Regions from separate parts of the Homo sapiens genome. Here all the other regions are linked to region 6. Evidence: chromatin contacts called from ENCODE Hi-C data. All regions are on one chromosome and are shown on one strand. The core of a region is the stretch at or near the end of the contact, and the rest is flanking DNA. Distances in the headings are between cores, read along the strand shown. Region 1 holds the start of TENT2 (terminal nucleotidyltransferase 2). Region 2 holds the start of ARSB (arylsulfatase B). Region 3 holds the start of HOMER1 (homer scaffold protein 1). Region 4 overlaps MRPS27 (mitochondrial ribosomal protein S27). Region 5 holds the start of ZFYVE16 (zinc finger FYVE-type containing 16). Region 6 holds the start of CERT1 (ceramide transporter 1).

Region 1 (2,700 bases), core at 93-2,592, 4.1 Mb before region 6:
GAACAGGATATTCCTTTTGGTTAAGAATTAAATTACACCCAAGTGTTCAAAAAAATAATCTAGTCACATGGCTCCAAATGGGCATTTCTTAAACAACTCATAAACGGCCTATTTCACATGGAACCTGTTACAGGACATTTCCAGAACAGACATAATTAGGGCTATTCACACCAACAAAGTAACGTCACTATTACTGGCTATTAATCAGTATAAATTAATAGCCTTATGGCTGTTAATCAGTACGTGTTAGAAGCCTGGTGGTACTGAACCATACAATATGAAGATATTTACAAAAGTTACTATGTTACCTGTAATATAAAAACACAGATTTAGTAATCAGTTACAATCTCTTTCTTCACAAAATCATACACTGCACATGTGTTATTTAGCTTGTGTTTTACAGTTTCCCTTTGTTTCTTCTCTGTTCACCCTAATGAAAAATATCTGCTACTTTAAACAAAGAGTTGAAAGAGATAAGACAAGTAATTTAGAGAATCCATAAGTTTTGAGACATATAAGCCTTTCGTGTTCTCACCTTGAGAGACGAAGAGCTTTTCTACAAAGGCTGAACAAGAAAAGAAACGCACACAACAGTCTTAACCTGTGCATTTTCCTATAAAGTGAAAAGCTGAAGCAATTTCATGCCATTTAATTAAGGCTTAAAAGATAAATGCCTTTTAAATTTTTTAATTAATCCAGCTACGTACCTTAGTTCTTCACCACCCTTTGAAACACCATGCAAGGGTCCCAAGACTATCTTCCTCTTTTGGTCCTGGAGTGGTGGACGAGGCAGTACGCGAGGAATAGAAAACGAGTAAGCAAAGTAAGCGGTCCTAAGATTCTTCAAAATGTACAGCAGCCCAGATGCCGCCCATAAATTTGGAATAACCAAGAGATACTGCTGGAACCTCCCACGCAAAACAAAACGCTACCGTTTCGGAAAAGTTTCCCGTGCCCCGCCGCCGACCTGGGCCTACACTGCTGCGTTCCTCTCCGAAACCCCCTAAACTCACAGGTGTCCTCCGGGAAGGGCTAAGCAGGGCCTACCCGCACTGCCCGTTCAGAAGTTCTAAGGCCCGAGCTGGGCGTACTTGGTCGTAGCTTTCTCCCGAACCAAAGGAGGTAGTGGTGGCCCGTGGGACAGCTAGGCCCAGCTCCGGCTCCGGCTGAGATCTAACCCCCCTCACGGCTGCCAGGGGAGGAGCAACACAAGAAAAGGTAGGGGCTGCAAGGATATAGAAGGTTGGGGGCGGTGGCAAAAAGCGGAAGAGCAAAAAGTCGCCGAAAAAGCGGCGTAGAAAACCCTGTCAAAGACACCCGGAAGACCGACGTGACCCCGGATGAGAATAGGCAGCGGGGAGCGAAAGGTCACACTTCCGGTGGCCGCCTCCCTCCCACCCCCCAACCCCCCCCACCCCCCAACCCCCCCCACCCCCCCCACCCCGCCTATGAGCGCTTTGCTTGAATGCGCAGGCGCAAGACAGCCGGATTTGAAAGGAGTTTCTTAACTGCTGCCAGCACAAGTTGGGAAAGGGTTAGGACTGCACTAAGAGGGGTGGAGCAGGCAGTCGCCGGAGGGCCACTTCTGGGCCCCTTGCCTGAACTCACGTGCAGCCGTTCTAGCTGTAACAGACGTTTTCTGTGGGTCCTTCGTGTGTTGGCCGAGTGACTTGTCCCCAGAGAAGCCTTTCTTTAACCAGTGTTCCCCTAATCTTCTCCCCCGGAGCAACATTAAACTTTATCTGTTCTTTTGCCCCTCCAGTAACCTGAGAGCTTCTTTGGAAGGAAAATGCTTTCTTTGGCCGGACGCGGTGGCTCACCCCTGTAATCCTAGCACTTTGGGAGGCTGAGGCGGGCGGATCACGAGGTCAGGAGTTCGAGACCAGCCTGGCCAACATGGTGAAACCCCATCTTTACTAAAAATACAAAAATTAGCCGAGCTTGGTGGCGTGCGCCTGTAACCCCGCTACTCAAGAGGCTGAGGCTGGCGAATCGCTTGAACCCGGGAGGCGGAGGTTGCAGTGAGCCGAGATCGTGCCACAGCACTCCAGCCTGGGCGACAGAGCAAGACTTTGTCTCAAAAAAAAAAAAAAAAAAAAATGCTTTCTTTCTCTCTAAAGCCTGGACTTAGCGCCTTGCCCATAGTAATAGCTGGTATTCACTAATTCAACAAATATTTATTGATATCGCCTCTTGAGTGAGCTTTAATAATTTGTAGAAATGTCTAAATTGTTTAATAATGCAAATCTGTTAGCTGTATTCCTTTATTGTCCACTTAATGTCTATAAAATCTGACCCCTCAGGTTCTGAAATTGGTAATTTGTGTGTCATCTTTTTTTCTGATCGATCTGGTGAGGGGCTTCTCGGTTTACGGATCTCAAATCTCAAAGCCCGTTTTTGCTTTCTTGGATTTTCTCTACTGGTTTTCTGTTTTCTATTTTATTGATTTCTGCTCTTATGTTTATTGTTTCCTTTACTCTGCTATTTTTTAATTTTTAAATTTCTTGTTTTGTTTCTCTAGTTTCTTAACTCAGAAACTGATGACCATTAATTTTAGATGTCTCTTGTTTGTACAGGCATTTGGTGTGATAAGTGTCCCTCTATACTGTTTTAGCTACATTCCACATATTTTGATATATTGTATTTTCATTTTCCTTCATTTCAAAATACTTTGTAATTTCCCTATTGCTTTCTTTTTTT
Region 2 (2,700 bases), core at 14-2,513, 3.5 Mb before region 6:
GGGAAAAAAAGGTAAAATCATGACCCTCATACAAATATAAAAGTGAATACATGATTTTATTTAACTCATTAATAAGGAAATTGGTAAGGTGTTAAAACCAATTCAAAGGACAATCCAAAGAACAGATCAGGAATACTAAAATAAATATGCAAGCGGAGGTGAAACTGTTTTCCTTGGTAGTGGTGGAGGGGAAGGATTGCTACTCCGCTGGATAAAGTTCATTTGTGTATATATAAATAAGAATTATTTTCCATTGTTATTTATCTATAACTTATAAAGTTGTAAACAACTTCCACGGAATCAGACTCAACCTGGAAGGGTATGGTCTCTAGGCAATGCAAAAATTTTCCCCTACACCTGTTAACAACTATAATATCTCCAGACAGAGTAGACAGAAAGTCTGGATGGCAACGGGAATCTACTGGTCATACGGCTAACTTCCTAATTCAATAAGCACGTGACTAAAGGATTTTTTCCTTCCACTCAGATATTTCAGGCTAACTAGATACTGTGTGCTTCTTAGTGTCACTGCTTAGTGGGGGAGCCAGCTCTGAGTGGGGTCATATCCGGACAAGCGAATGAGCTATTTATTCAATGACCACGCAACACTCCAAATCCTCCCAGGGCAACTTGAAAGTAACCGCACCTTCCAAAGGGCACCGTGCAATCAGACTGTGTGTTTGGCCTCCTGTTTGCTAGTGGGGAGGAAGCGGCTTCATGGGTGTACACTACGCATAAATGAATGTGAAAGGCTATTTAGACCTCTGCCTTTTCACCGTCCTCCCACCTGCCACAGGCTGGGCTCTTGTGCTAGAAATGACTTGCTAGCTAGACATCATGGTTCAGGATCTGAGTCAGAGGTTTAACCATTTATAAGCTTTTTTCTTATGAAAAATTGGCACTAATTATAATGTCTAACTGTCAGAGTTGTTGCAGGCTTTACAGGAGACGCGGGCTGTGAAGATGCTTTGTAAATTGTGAAGCGTTATTAAAGAACACATCTTTTTTTTTTAGGAAACCACAGTGCAAATTTAATTGCCGGGGAAGATAACGGGCCTTGGTGCCCTCCAAGCGTCAGCTGAGTTTCCAAGAAGCCGGGCAGCGGGCGCCCGCGGGTTCGTCTCTGGCTCCTCCTCCGCCACAGCAGCCGGGGGCCCGGGTCGGAGGCGGCGGGGGCCGAGCGCCCGGCCTCGCAAGCCCACGGCCCGCTGGGGGTGCCGTCCCGCGCCGGGGCGGAGCAGGCCCCGGCAGCCCAGTTCCTCATTCTATCAGCGGTACAAGGGGCTGGTGGCGCCACAGGCGCTGGGACCGCGGGCGGACAAGGATGGGTCCGCGCGGCGCGGCGAGCTTGCCCCGAGGCCCCGGACCTCGGCGGCTGCTCCTCCCCGTCGTCCTCCCGCTGCTGCTGCTGCTGTTGTTGGCGCCGCCGGGCTCGGGCGCCGGGGCCAGCCGGCCGCCCCACCTGGTCTTCTTGCTGGCAGACGACCTAGGCTGGAACGACGTCGGCTTCCACGGCTCCCGCATCCGCACGCCGCACCTGGACGCGCTGGCGGCCGGCGGGGTGCTCCTGGACAACTACTACACGCAGCCGCTGTGCACGCCGTCGCGGAGCCAGCTGCTCACTGGCCGCTACCAGGTACGCGGCGCCCCCGCCGCCCGCGCCGCCCCCGCCCCGCCTTTCGCCGGCGCCCTGCCGCTCCTACCCGGCCCTTGAGGCCGCGGGCGCTGGCAGGCGGGGCTCGGACCGCCGACCCAGTTATGGGTCCCGGCGGCTTCTCGCCCCAACCTCGCTCTTCCAGGCCGGCAGCCCGCCGCGGCCTCTGCGCATGCCCGGCTCTGGCGCCCCGCGGACCCGCGCCCCGGCCGCCGGGTTGGGCGGGTGGCTTTGTCTTTCGTTTTCTGAAGCTCCGGGCGAAGGGGTTTATGGGAATGCCGGGTGCTGGGCGCCGCGGCCGGCAGGCGGAGCGGTCCTGAGGTGGGAGGCTGGGGAGGGCGTGGGCTGGGAGCAAAGACGAGGGGAGAGGTAAAATGAAGGGGTGCTCGCCGTGGGTGCGACCCTGGCCCGTGGGAACCCAGCGGTGATAGGTTAGGAGTGTCCCACCAAAGATTATTTTTTTCCAGGTTCTCAACACCCCTGGAATGAAACCTGATGCTAGGTTGATTTTTCTTAGGCTGCTGACATTCCTTTCACATGTAACCTTGTATTGAACTCTTCTGAGCATCTTCATTATCGCTTTAAAAGCTTCCCTTTAGGAACGGCTCCACAGTTAACGAAGGAAATATAAATGTAGAGCGTGCATAGATGTTAGATGGCTAAGAATATCAAGAACATTTGCATAGCACTTTGTTGTTTTTAAAGTGAATTATTGAAACAGTGCATGAGGTAGTTGTTTTTACCCCGTTTTACAGACGAGGCAGGAAGCCTGTAAAGGCTCGTTGGCATAAGAATCGCACAGCTAGAAAGTGGTCAAGGCAGTGTCCGTTGTGCTTTTCCTGCATCCACTGGTCGTCCCGGGCTTATGAAATTGGCCTTTTTTCCCCTCAATCTGAATACGATTGTCATATTTCTAAGACCCTGAAGTTATTATGACCATATTAAATACAGTAAATGGGAACTGTTGGATACCACCTGCATGCCTTCACAGAGTACATATGCTGTTTACTCAACAAAAATATTTTGAGCTTACTGTGCTACTGACA
Region 3 (2,700 bases), core at 187-2,686, 4.0 Mb before region 6:
CTAATTACTTTAAAATAATTTAAAAACTCTGTAGTAATTTACAATGTAAAAAGCACTCATAATATGGTGTTTATAGACACACATAGCTAGTAAACCTATAGACAGCTACTCACCCTTGCCATACAGAAAATGCAAAACACACTTAAGAGATATTGTAATTACATATTATGTGGTCAAAACTAAAGAAGACGAAAATATGCTTGTGTTAATGAAAAAGGATTTGGTGCTCTTTCTTATTTTTAATTTTTAAATTTTAATTTAAATTCCACAGACTGAAACCCATATACTTTTTCTCTTTCTTGTTTTACTGGCTGGAGCCAAGTGTCATGGAACTCATATTCTTGATGAAGAGAAACTGAGAGGACACACTGGCATTTGCTATACGTGAACTAAGATTGACTCATTTTCCTATGTCAAAACTGCTATTTTGCAAATAAAATTACTATCCTTTATAACATTATTTCGTTTGCTTATTGCTCTGCTCTTTATTCTTTCGTGTTTCAGGTAACCACTAACAAAAAGTTTAAAAGTCGACTATGTCCAGAATGGCACTCTATAATTGAAAATTTAGGTGATTTTTCCGAAGTCCTGTTGGAAGCACATCTACCAGCAGTGTGATCAGGCTCTCCCTCCCACATTTCCCTGCTAGTCAGGACAAGAGAAGCCCGGGGGTGCTGCTGCAATAGCGGTGGGAGTGGGAGATAGGCTATTACCCGCTTGACACTGCACTTTTGCTACGAATGATTCACTCAGGTTTGGCACATTTGTTGCAAGGAAATCTCCTCCTCCCGCCGCTTCCTTGTTCGAGCTCCTCTCGGGCTGTCTCCTGTGCTTTGGCCTTTAAGGAGAAGTGAGAGCAGGTGGGCACACAGGAGCTCGCCGAGTCCTCCTCCCCCTGCTCCTTCCCTAATTTAGCAGTACTTCCGGCCGCGTGACATCATCCCCCGCACCTCGGTGACGTGAGCTGCGGGTGACGTGTGTGCGGAGAGAAGCGCGCTGACGTTGCTATTTAAAGGTCCTCCTGCGGGGAGGATGGAGACACAGCGCGAGCACCTGGTGTGGGGCGCGGAGGAGGCTGTGGCGGTCGGGAGCGGGGCCAAGAGCCAGAGGAGGAGCAGAGCGCACGGCCAGCCAGCCGCCAGCCTCTAGGGGAGGGGGGAAAAGAAGGACGAACGGACTGAGGGCCTGCCGCCGGCCCAGCTCCCCACGAGGGCCGCTCGGCCCCCCACCATCAGCCTCTCCGCCGCCTTGCGGCTGCTGCTTTCTCCCGCGGCCCGCTGCTCGCAAGGCCCGTCGGGCTCCCGGGACCAGTCCGCGCCCCAGCCCCCGGCCGCGGCTCCGCGGCGGCCACCGCCTCCCGTCCCTTCCCGCGAGCAGAGGGAGGGACCGCCCTCGCTCCCCGTTCTCTCCGCCCCCTTCCCGCCCCCCGCAGCCCACTCTGCCGCCGCGCTAGCTTCACGCCGGCGGCGCTGACCGGGAAAGCAGCACCCTCTTCTCTGCCAGCCGGCCGGCCGGCGGAGGCGGAGGCAGCGGCAGGCTTCAGGCCGCCGGGGCTGGCGCTGCTCTGCCCGGCGGTAGCCGGAGGCGGGCGCTGATGGAAGTGTGAAGAGGCGGCGGCGGGGCCCGGGGAATGTGAGGCGGCGCGTGGCGGCGGCGCGGAGCGTGAGAGACGAGGAGTAGGGGTGGGGGCGCTGGAGCGGCGGCTGCGCTTCGGCTTCGAGCCCAGCTCTCCTGGCCCCAACGCGGGCTTAGCCTCCCGCCTTGGCTCGGGCAGGCGCCCGTCGACCCTTCGGCCCCTTTCGCCCGCCCTGGAGCTGGGGGCAGGGTGCCAGTGGAAGCGTGGGGCTTGGCTCTGTGATTCATTCATTCTCCGCCGACGGGAGCCTCAGACCCGCTGTGCTCTGAAGAGAGGAGGGAAGAGGGGGCAGCCGCGAATGAAGGGCCGGGCACCAGCCGGGCTCCATTGTGCTCGGCGGCGGGGGGCGGGAAGGGGCTGAGGGAGGTGGGATCGGGTCCCCTCCTCCAGCTCTCCGGCGTGCGCTGCGCCCCCAGCCTGCTGCCAGCCTGGAAATGGCTCCGTTTATTCTCTTCGGGAGAATGAATCGATCCTGCCTAGCCTTCTCTTCGTCCTCCCCACCTCTTCTCTGCTCCGAGTCTTAGGAGGAGAAACATTTAAAAAGACAGATTCCAATGTGGAGTGCCGTGCAGGTTGCGAGCTGCCGGGTTTGCACTTCGAGGAGATTTTCCTGTGTAGTTTTTTTCCTAATGTGAGCGCAGGGAAGCCGTGGCATTACTGCTTTTGGGATTTTTATTCACGTGCACGTCGCGTTTGGTTGCTCGCTCCACCCCCGGAGACCTGGTGTGGTGGAGAAATTTGAACCCGCAGCCTTAGCTCCGAAAAGGCCGAGTTACCTGGCTCTCCCTGAGTGTCGAGGAGGACATGAGTGAAATGACCAGCGAACTCATTTTTTATAGGACTCGGTGAAGCCGGATTCTGCATTTCCCTACTTGTAGACTCATTTTGTGGAATAGAGTTGATCGCTGTCTCCTCCGCAAAGCATTTTAACTCGAATAAGCAAATGCCGCCTCTGTTTGAACGTTTTGGTATTTACAAGAGAGAAATCATTTTACCTAAGAGAACTAATTGAATTGGCAGCATCCTTGAAATACCTCCGGACAAGGATCTGGGGGTGGGGGTGG
Region 4 (2,700 bases), core at 177-2,676, 3.2 Mb after region 6:
ATCATACTATTCTAAAAAACTAGTACTTCTGTAATATTAAATATTCCATTAATGTTCACATTTTCCCAAATGTCTTATAAATTTCTTTTTAATTTAGTTTGTTGAAATGTGATCTAGATAAGGTCCATACCTTGCAATGTGTTGAGTTGTCTCAACTATCTTAGTTTGTAAGTTTTTTGCAATTTATTTATTGAACAAAACAGGTCTTTTTTGGAGTTTCCCACATTCTAGATTTGCTGATTTCATCCTTATTGTGGTGTTTAGCGTGCTCCTCTGCCTTCCATATGTCTTGTGAAACTGGTAGTTGGAGAAAGGGGCTTGATCAGATTCAGGACTTTTTATTTTGTCTTTTGGTATAAATACTTCATAGTAAGTGTTTACTTGTGTCAGTAAGCACACAGCATTTGATTGCCCCTCTGCGAAGTTAAAGGCCATTCATGATCTTTACTTAGATTTGTTATTTCATTTGAAGCTGCATACTATTGCTGTTTAAATTTTATCATTTCTTTTCATTTATTATCTAGGAAATTTTTATGACAGAACTTCCATTCATCAACAGTTTACTTACCCTGAAATAGTTTGTATATGAGTTAGCTTTCAAAATAACTTGCAAAAATGATGAATGAGGACTTCTTAAAATGTCATTAAGAACTCATAGATTTAAATAATTGAGACATTTTAATCCATTGCTGTTGATACTTTTATTGATAGGGCCATAGTTCAACTGTGCTCTGTAGAGCCCTGGGCTTTCCTACTTCAATCAGATTTCAACTTTTGATTGTTTCTGTACTGGGCTTCCCTTTGGCTAAAATAAACACTGAGTTAAAGCATTGTCTCTGGAATTCCTCCACTAACTTGCTGATTTGTTGGGGAGGTACAGGGTAAAAGTTATCAACATTTACTAGTTAACAGAATAGGATCCACTGTGAACAGGACTCAGGAGAAAACCACTGGGGAACTGGGTAGGGTGTTGGTAGGAGGGCAGGCCTCATGGGGAAGCTCCTTGAGTTCCATGAGAGGAAGTTTTCTTGAGTCTTTCTGACAAGGAGCGAGCACTCAGGTGACTTGAGCTGAATTCAGGATTCATGAGCCCTACTGGATTAAATATTTTATTTGTGATTTTTCACATCACAAAGTATAGGACACATTTTGGTTTGGGTTACTGTTTTGCTTGTTTGTGTTGGTTTCTCTTGGTTTGTTGGTTTGTTTTCTGTTGGTTTGTTTTTGGAGAACCTCCTTTTTGAATCCAAAGAGTATTTCCTTGACACATTTGCATTCAGGTCTGTCTCTTACAGACACTTCTTCCATTTTAGCTGAGATTTAGTTTTGCTGTGTCATTTCAGCTGTAGAGGCCTTTGGCTTTTTGCATGAATATTTCAGATCCTGCTCTTGAGGCCTGATGGAGATTTTCTGAAGTCTGCTTTCTTAACTTTTGTCAGTTCTGTATTTGCATCTCTGTGGCATCTATTCATTTTCCAGTTTCCATATTTGCCAAGTTCTAGAGATGGGTCTGACTTGTGCACATCACCGTTCTTTAGTCTCATTAATATATATGTACACAAAGCTTGATTTCATGTTTTTCCTTTATTGGATTTATTTATGTTAAAGCTTCTGGTGACAGACAAATAGAAGGAAGTCTAAAAATCTATGTCCAAATTGGTTGCTAGGCTAGTTTTCCATACTTCCTTCTGTATATTCAATGCATGATATATGTCATGTGTCCTCGTTTTTCTTTTAAAATGTGGGAAACAAAAACAGTTTCAGCCTGTATTTTTCAAGATCAGTTCTTCTAGGAAGGACAATAATAATCTGTACCTGTTTCTTTATTATATAAATTAGGTAAGGTATGCAGATGACCATAAGCCCAGAAAGAGTTTAGTGTTGCCTGAAAGGTTAACAGTAATGTGCAGTTATGTAGAAAAGAAAAACTGAAACCATTTCTCACCTGAAGCTAGAAGGATTCAATAAAGGATTCATATTTTTCTTCAGTGACCTTCATTATCACAACTTTGCCCCAGAGACCACACTCTTTTTTAAGAGGCTTGTTTTTCAACACATCTGTACTACAGATTTTGTGGTTATGTACTGTGAAGCTGTGTTACTTTGGTGTGCACCAGGTTAAAATTATCTTGGCAAAATGAATTTTTGGTCATTATGTAGTGACCCACATAATCTATAAAACTGCTTTTTGCCTGTAATCTATTGTGTCTGATATTAATACAACTGTACCAGCTTTATTTTGGCTTCCTAGTGTGTTTTTAATAATTTTCAACTCTTCTGTGTTTATATGATTTATATAGCTAGCTTTTATATTTTTAACCAATCTGACAATCATTATCTTTTAACTAGAAAATTTCGTCTATTTACATTATCATTTCATGATTACCAATATAATTGGATTTATTTCTGTCACATTTTGTGATTGGTTTCATCTTTCTTTTTTTTCTTTATTTTTTATTTTTGGATTGATTTTTACTTTTGGATTGTTTTTGTTTTTTACGTTTTTTTCCCCTCCACTGGTCTGGAGATTATATCCTCTACTTTTTTAGAGATTGTTGCCCTTTAACTTCTAAAATGCATATCTAGCTTAAATTGTAATGCTCATCACACTCTACTATCCTTTAGGACACCTTAGGTCCACACACACACATCTAACCATATGCTCTTGTCTAATAATAAAGTTTTATCCTTTAAAACACA
Region 5 (2,700 bases), core at 53-2,552, 4.9 Mb before region 6:
AGCACTATTCTATCATGTAACATTATGATTGAGGATAATTAATGCGGATTTGGCTTTATCTGTAATATAACTGTTTCAAAAGATACTTTGCTCATGTATAATCAAGAAGTCATTTTTATGAAGCTTTTTAAAAACATGGGGAAATGCTTACAACGTAATTTAAATCAAGGAAAGCAGACAATCCAACGATATAAAATCTCATCTCAAGAAAATGCACAGGGGAAAAAAAGACTCAAAGGAAAAAAGTCAAAATATTATAAGTAATTGATTACTATTACATGGTGGAATTATGATTGATCATTTTTCCTTATTCTTTATTCTATTTTTTCAATTTTTGCCACTAAGCATGCGGTTTAATATCCAGGAGAGGAAAAAAAGGAAGAAATTAGGCGAAAAATTATATATAGTTCTACTGGATTAAACCATTAAACTCCCGCCAACTCAAGAGACGACAAGCTCAAGTGAATAAATGGAGGAATCTGATTGAATCAACAAAGTGCCTATTTTTTGAATTGAAAAGATTAACTTAATATCAAATGTATGGACTGGTTTTCATACAAGTCAAACTAATAAGAAAGAACATCCTTAGTCTGGAACATAATATTTGCAATCACGATAGTACAAATAAGAGTTAAAAATAAGGTCCTCTTTTGGAGTTCTCAAAAGTACCAAAGGAAAGGCAGCGGGAAAGACGGCCACTGCATCCTTCTGGTCTCTAACCAAGAGAAAATGCATGGGTGCGGGAATGGACAGTGCGAGAGCACCGGCGGCGATGAGACTCCTCTGCGGGGACCGAGCCTCTGCCACTCCTGAAGAACCACAGTCCCCTCCGCAGTCGCAGCCCCTCCCCAGGCGGGACGGCGGCGCCAGGGCGCTTCTCCCTCCGTCCGCTGGGGTCTCTCCCCCAGGAGCGCCGAACACTCCGGCGGCCCGGGAGCGGGGAACCGGGCAAACAGCCGCCGTGATTGCCCTCCCGGTCCAGTCCGGTCTGGCCCTTCAGGCTCCAGGAGGGGACATCAGATTGGAGGGCCAGGGTTCCCCGGCCAGCTCCGGGGGCTCGGAAAAGGAATCGGTCGGGGCCCAGGCTCTGTCCCCAGAGGAAGAGGGCCAGACCCAGCGCCCAGGTCGGCGGGTCCAGCGGTCACCCCGCCCCCCTGTGGGAACAGCAGGGCTGAGGGGAGGCCGAGACGACCGGTCACGGGGGGCTCTTACCTCCCTACAGCCCCTGCGGAGCTTTTTGGGAACTCGACACGACGTCGCGCTGAGGAGTGAAGAGCTACCCCGGCCGGGAGTCCTGGGAGTGCCAGATCCCGGCTCAGGGCTTCTTTCCCCGCCCCACCGGGCAGCGCAGAGAGCGCAGGCGCAGAGGACGCTTTCCTCTTCGGCTCACACGCCCCCTCCCTCGGCATCCGCGGCCGTCTCCAGGCCCGGGGCGCTTGCGCACTACGACGCAGGTTCCGAGCCAAGGGCACTAGATTTCTTACCGGAAGTGCCTGAGTGGGTTGTTGGGTGACGGGGACGCCTGATGATTCGACCTTAGGTCGGGACTCGGTTCTCCACTCGACTGCGGGATCGGGAGGCCACTCGCGTCAGTGTCTGACTTCCTTTACCCTTCGCTAACCTAGAGGCAGCTTCCCCGGCTCCAGCCTTAGCCCTTTGCTGAGCCTGCGCGGCGTTCCGGTCTCTACTGGACAGACCCGCCTTCCCGGCAGCGGGCTAGGCCTGCTCTCCGCGCTGCTGGCCCCTCGGAAAACATAACTTTTTGTTTACTTCAAACTGATTTTACAACACGCTGCCCCCCCGCCTCCCCCGCTTCCCCCGCTTCCCCTTCCTCCTCCCGGCAGCAATAAAAATGCTCCCAGCCAACGCCGAGCTCCAAGCCCCTCCAGCTGACTGGACATTCCCAGCCACACTTTCCTTCCCTTCGCTGCGTTAGTTCTGCATTTTTATTTTAAAGCAGCTGGTAGAACAGCTGTCTCCCTGTCTAAAAGCAAAAGCTGACTTATCTGATGTAGAAATAAAATGTCACTCACTTGATGTATATTTGCTTGTTGAGTTTTGCTATTTTTACCACAAGTTTCCTATAAATTTAAATGAGACCCGGCGCGGTGGCTCACGCCTGTCATCCCAGCACTTTGGGAGGCCGAGGCGGGAGGATCGCTTGAAGTCAAGAGTTCCAGACAGGCCTGGGCAACATAGCAAGACCCTGTCTCTACTAAAAATGAAAATGAAAAAATTAGCCAGGCGTGTTGGCGCGTGCCTGTAGTCCCAGCTACTGGCTGGGAGTCTGAAGTGGGAGGATCACTTAAGCCCAGGAGGTCAAGGCTGCAGTGAGCTCTGATGGCAACACTGCATTCCAGCCTGAGCAACAGAACCAGACCGTGTCTCTAAAAAAATAAAAAATAAAAACAAGGGAAGAGACATACATGTGGGATCAGATACAGACAGATACAGGGAAAAAGCAGTTCCTCAAAGGTTAAACAGCTCACAGTTCATACTGATCTTTCAAAAATCGCAAGAATTGGCCGGGCGCAGTGGCTCACGCCTGTAACCCCAGCACTTTGGGAGGCCGAGGCAGGCGGATCACCTGAAGTCAGGAGTTCGAGACCAATCTGGCCAACATGGTGAAACTCCGTCTCTACTAAAAATACAAAAATTAGCTGGGTGTGGTGGCGGGCGCCTGTAATCCCAGCTACTTGG
Region 6 (2,700 bases), core at 61-2,560:
CCAGGCTGGTCTCAAACTCCCGGCCTCAGGTGATCCACCCACCTCGGCCTCCCGAAGTGCTGGGATTACAGGCGTGAGCCACCACACTCGGCCAGCGTTTTCCCTTAGACTCGAAATTTCGCTCCTATCGTCCCATCCTTGTAGTAAGAAAGTACTCTTTCTAAGGTTTAATAACAAATTTTACTCTTGGCAATTACAAGGAAATCGACTATATTAAAATAGCTAACGAGAGGAAATTACTGAAGCTACAAAGTCAAAGTCTCATAATCAAAGTTATCCTTGACAACTGACAAGAGTTGTTAGATCTTCTATTGGTCTTTCTGCTAATTCAACCCTAGTCTTAAAACAAAAATAGCCTCCTATTGCCTAATCCCTTGTACACACAAAACCACTGCACTTCGGTATTTCTAATACGAGAAAGTTTCTATATATCCAACCTTTCCTATCTTTGAGGGGCAGGCATGGTTAACGTGGTTCTCAGTAAGATATTCATTTACAACCAAGAGAAAATCCCAGGCTATCATCTCACATTCTTGTTTTACTTTAAAAACCTTTCTAACGTCATTTATTCTCTGACAACCTCAAAATTACTTTCTACAAAGCAAACTCTAGAAATCTAAAAATGCGAAGTGCGTGCTTGTGAGAAGGTACTAAGGAAATTCTTCCTTTAAACGTCAAATGTGAATTCTAACTTCTAATGAGTAAGACCCTCGAGATTTACAGCGGTGGTCTGGTGGAAAGAAAACCCTTGGCACTAGTAGCTCACAAAACCCCAGCCCATGGTTGAGGCGGAAGCGGCCAGATGCTCCCGGGCTTTCGACAAGCCGCCCTGGAAAGCAGGCCCGTCATCTTCAGCGGAAAGCTCTCTCACGTCTGGGCCCGCAAGCCCGGAGGGTTCGTCATAAACACACAAGGCAAGGATAGAAGCGAGGCCGAGGGGCTGGTCACGCAACTGTCAAACGAAGCCCACCCACCGACTGACAAGGCCCCAAGGGGACAAGCGATCCCCGCGCGGGATACTCACCCGTTACCTCAGGATCGCGACTACAACTCCCAGGAGGCTGCGCGAGCGACGGACCAACGCCCTTCCCAGAATGCAGCACAGCTGCATCCCTACCCCGCCCTCTCCTTTCTCCGCTCCTCCTGCTTTTCTACCCGTCGTCACCCGGGAGAGCCGGAGGTAGGGTTCGGGAGGAGGATCCCGAAGGCTCGGCGTGTCGCGTCAGACGCCGGGAGGGGGACGGGGCGGGGAGTAGTGGGGGAGAATGGGAGGACGAAGGGGAGGGGAAAGGACAGGGGAGGGGAGGGTAAATAGTGGGCCAGGCAGGAAGATGGCGGCGGTAGCGGAGGTGTGAGTGGACGCGGGACTCAGCGGCCGGATTTTCTCTTCCCTTCTTTTCCCTTTTCCTTCCCTATTTGAAATTGGCATCGAGGGGGCTAAGTTCGGGTGGCAGCGCCGGGCGCAACGCAGGGGTCACGGCGACGGCGGCGGCGGCTGACGGCTGGAAGGGTAGGCTTCCTTCACCGCTCGTCCTCCTTCCTCGCTCCGCTCGGTGTCAGGCGCGGCGGCGGCGCGGCGGGCGGACTTCGTCCCTCCTCCTGCTCCCCCCCACACCGGAGCGGGCACTCTTCGCTTCGCCATCCCCCGACCCTTCACCCCGAGGACTGGGCGCCTCCTCCGGCGCAGCTGAGGGAGCGGGGGCCGGTCTCCTGCTCGGTTGTCGAGCCTCCATGTCGGATAATCAGAGCTGGAACTCGTCGGGCTCGGAGGAGGATCCAGAGACGGAGTCTGGGCCGCCTGTGGAGCGCTGCGGGGTCCTCAGTAAGGTGAGCAACCCCTGGTGCCAAGGGACCCCTGGCCAGACTCACCTGCAGCGAGGCAATCCGCTGAGGCGGTGGGGTGGGGCTGGCGGGAGGCGCGGAACGTGCCGGGGTGCGAGGCTGAGTGTTGCTGCAGCGACTAGGGATGAGGCGGGGATATAGGGGCACTGTCCTTGTTGCCCGGGGGCTCGTCGGGGGCAGCCGAGGACCAGGGAAAGGGTGTATAAACCTGAGATCCAGTTTGGGAGGCCAGATGCGCGCCGTGACTTGGGACTTAGGGCGGCAGCTGTCCCGGGTGTAAGGAATCCGGGTTGGGCTTCAGCGGTGTCCGAACGACTGGGCATGGGAGCGGTTCAAGTCGGACCTCTTAAAAGAGGTTGGTCTCTCTGAGGATGCCAAGCCGAGTAGGTTGGGGGGCACTGCGGACGCAACTCTTTCGACAGAAGCTGGAGCGACTCAGCTTGGTGTTGAAATTTGAGGTGTTGAATTCTGCTAGGTTAGATGTAGTGAGACAGATGAATGTGGAGGACTTTCTCCCTCACCCTGTACCTTAGTTCAGAATAGAGATATTGAATCGGCACATGATGGGTACAGGAAATATTCATAGTAACTTGGAACATGTGAGAATGGAGACTGATCTTTAGTCCAGGAAGAGCATTACTTAATAATAAAATATTTTTGCGGTAAGGGGTCGAGGGTAAGGAAAAGATGTTTTATCTTTTATATATTTTTTAAAATCCCTGTATCAAAATTTTAGCAAAGCAGTCATTATAGGACTGCAGGTGGATGATCTCTTGATATTACATAGTTGTGGGGATTTTTTTTTTAAGTTTTTGCTGTAAGAAGATTCACGTAGCCTTTTTGACTTCTCTCTCCCTT

Evidence for each region. Hi-C counts contacts between places; a loop is a spot of excess contacts on that map. Pooled maps may share reads with other maps.
Region 1: a loop to region 6 is called in a map of CD4-positive, alpha-beta T cell, with 7 times the contacts of the local background. The contact joins the promoter of TENT2 here to the promoter of CERT1 in region 6. A Hi-C loop is called at or near these places in 4 of 168 maps with a recorded cell type or tissue (B cell, CD4-positive, alpha-beta T cell, CD4-positive, alpha-beta memory T cell and 1 more) and 9 of 50 pooled maps.
Region 2: a map of B cell shows a loop between it and region 6 (10-fold over the local background). The contact joins the promoter of ARSB here to the promoter of CERT1 in region 6. A Hi-C loop is called at or near these places in 3 of 168 maps with a recorded cell type or tissue (B cell and naive thymus-derived CD4-positive, alpha-beta T cell) and 10 of 50 pooled maps.
Region 3: a map of CD4-positive, alpha-beta T cell shows a loop between it and region 6 (6-fold over the local background). The contact joins the promoter of HOMER1 here to the promoter of CERT1 in region 6. A Hi-C loop is called at or near these places in 2 of 168 maps with a recorded cell type or tissue (CD4-positive, alpha-beta T cell and CD8-positive, alpha-beta T cell) and 6 of 50 pooled maps.
Region 4: a loop to region 6 is called in a map of naive thymus-derived CD4-positive, alpha-beta T cell, with 10 times the contacts of the local background. The contact joins the enhancer-like site here to the promoter of CERT1 in region 6. A Hi-C loop is called at or near these places in 2 of 168 maps with a recorded cell type or tissue (CD4-positive, alpha-beta T cell and naive thymus-derived CD4-positive, alpha-beta T cell), 2 of 37 single-sample maps with no recorded cell type and 8 of 50 pooled maps.
Region 5: a map of CD8-positive, alpha-beta T cell shows a loop between it and region 6 (24-fold over the local background). The contact joins the promoter of ZFYVE16 here to the promoter of CERT1 in region 6. A Hi-C loop is called at or near these places in 2 of 168 maps with a recorded cell type or tissue (CD8-positive, alpha-beta T cell and naive thymus-derived CD4-positive, alpha-beta T cell) and 12 of 50 pooled maps.

The regions. Positions count from the first base shown.
Region 1 is chr5:79,611,083-79,613,782 of GRCh38, reverse strand. TENT2 (terminal nucleotidyltransferase 2) reads right to left here and starts at 1,342. Exons shown (of 15, transcript NM_001114394.3): 1 at 708-1,342. It overlaps LOC124901014 (a long non-coding RNA gene), which reads left to right and starts at 1,446. Exons shown (of 2, transcript XR_007058840.1): 1 at 1,446-1,641; 2 at 1,763-2,312. RefSeq lists an enhancer at 538-1,737.
Region 2 is chr5:78,983,873-78,986,572 of GRCh38, reverse strand. It overlaps ARSB (arylsulfatase B), which reads left to right and starts at 1,263. Exons shown (of 8, transcript NM_000046.5): 1 at 1,263-1,636. The coding sequence starts at 1,325. RefSeq lists a silencer at 1,081-1,940.
Region 3 is chr5:79,512,870-79,515,569 of GRCh38, reverse strand. It overlaps HOMER1 (homer scaffold protein 1), which reads left to right and starts at 1,436. Exons shown (of 9, transcript NM_004272.5): 1 at 1,436-2,700. RefSeq lists enhancers at 714-903, 612-1,159 and a silencer at 1,154-1,863.
Region 4 is chr5:72,304,042-72,306,741 of GRCh38, reverse strand. The region is part of intron 2 of MRPS27 (mitochondrial ribosomal protein S27); the gene reads left to right. Among named protein-coding and RNA genes, the nearest start is that of MRPS27, 15 kb to the left of the region's middle. Within about 2 kb of position 1,426, at least 2 of the 41 ENCODE cell types and tissues checked have a DNase peak (open chromatin) inside an H3K27ac peak, as active enhancers do.
Region 5 is chr5:80,406,666-80,409,365 of GRCh38, reverse strand. ZFYVE16 (zinc finger FYVE-type containing 16) reads right to left here and starts at 1,302. Exons shown (of 19, transcript NM_001284236.3): 1 at 1,213-1,302. RefSeq lists a silencer at 702-821 and an enhancer at 542-1,340.
Region 6 is chr5:75,510,239-75,512,938 of GRCh38, reverse strand. CERT1 (ceramide transporter 1) reads left to right here and starts at 1,310. Exons shown (of 17, transcript NM_001379029.1): 1 at 1,310-1,827. The coding sequence starts at 1,732. It overlaps POLK (DNA polymerase kappa), which reads right to left and starts at 1,048. Exons shown (of 15, transcript NM_016218.6): 1 at 1,025-1,048. RefSeq lists enhancers at 754-1,133, 1,884-1,953.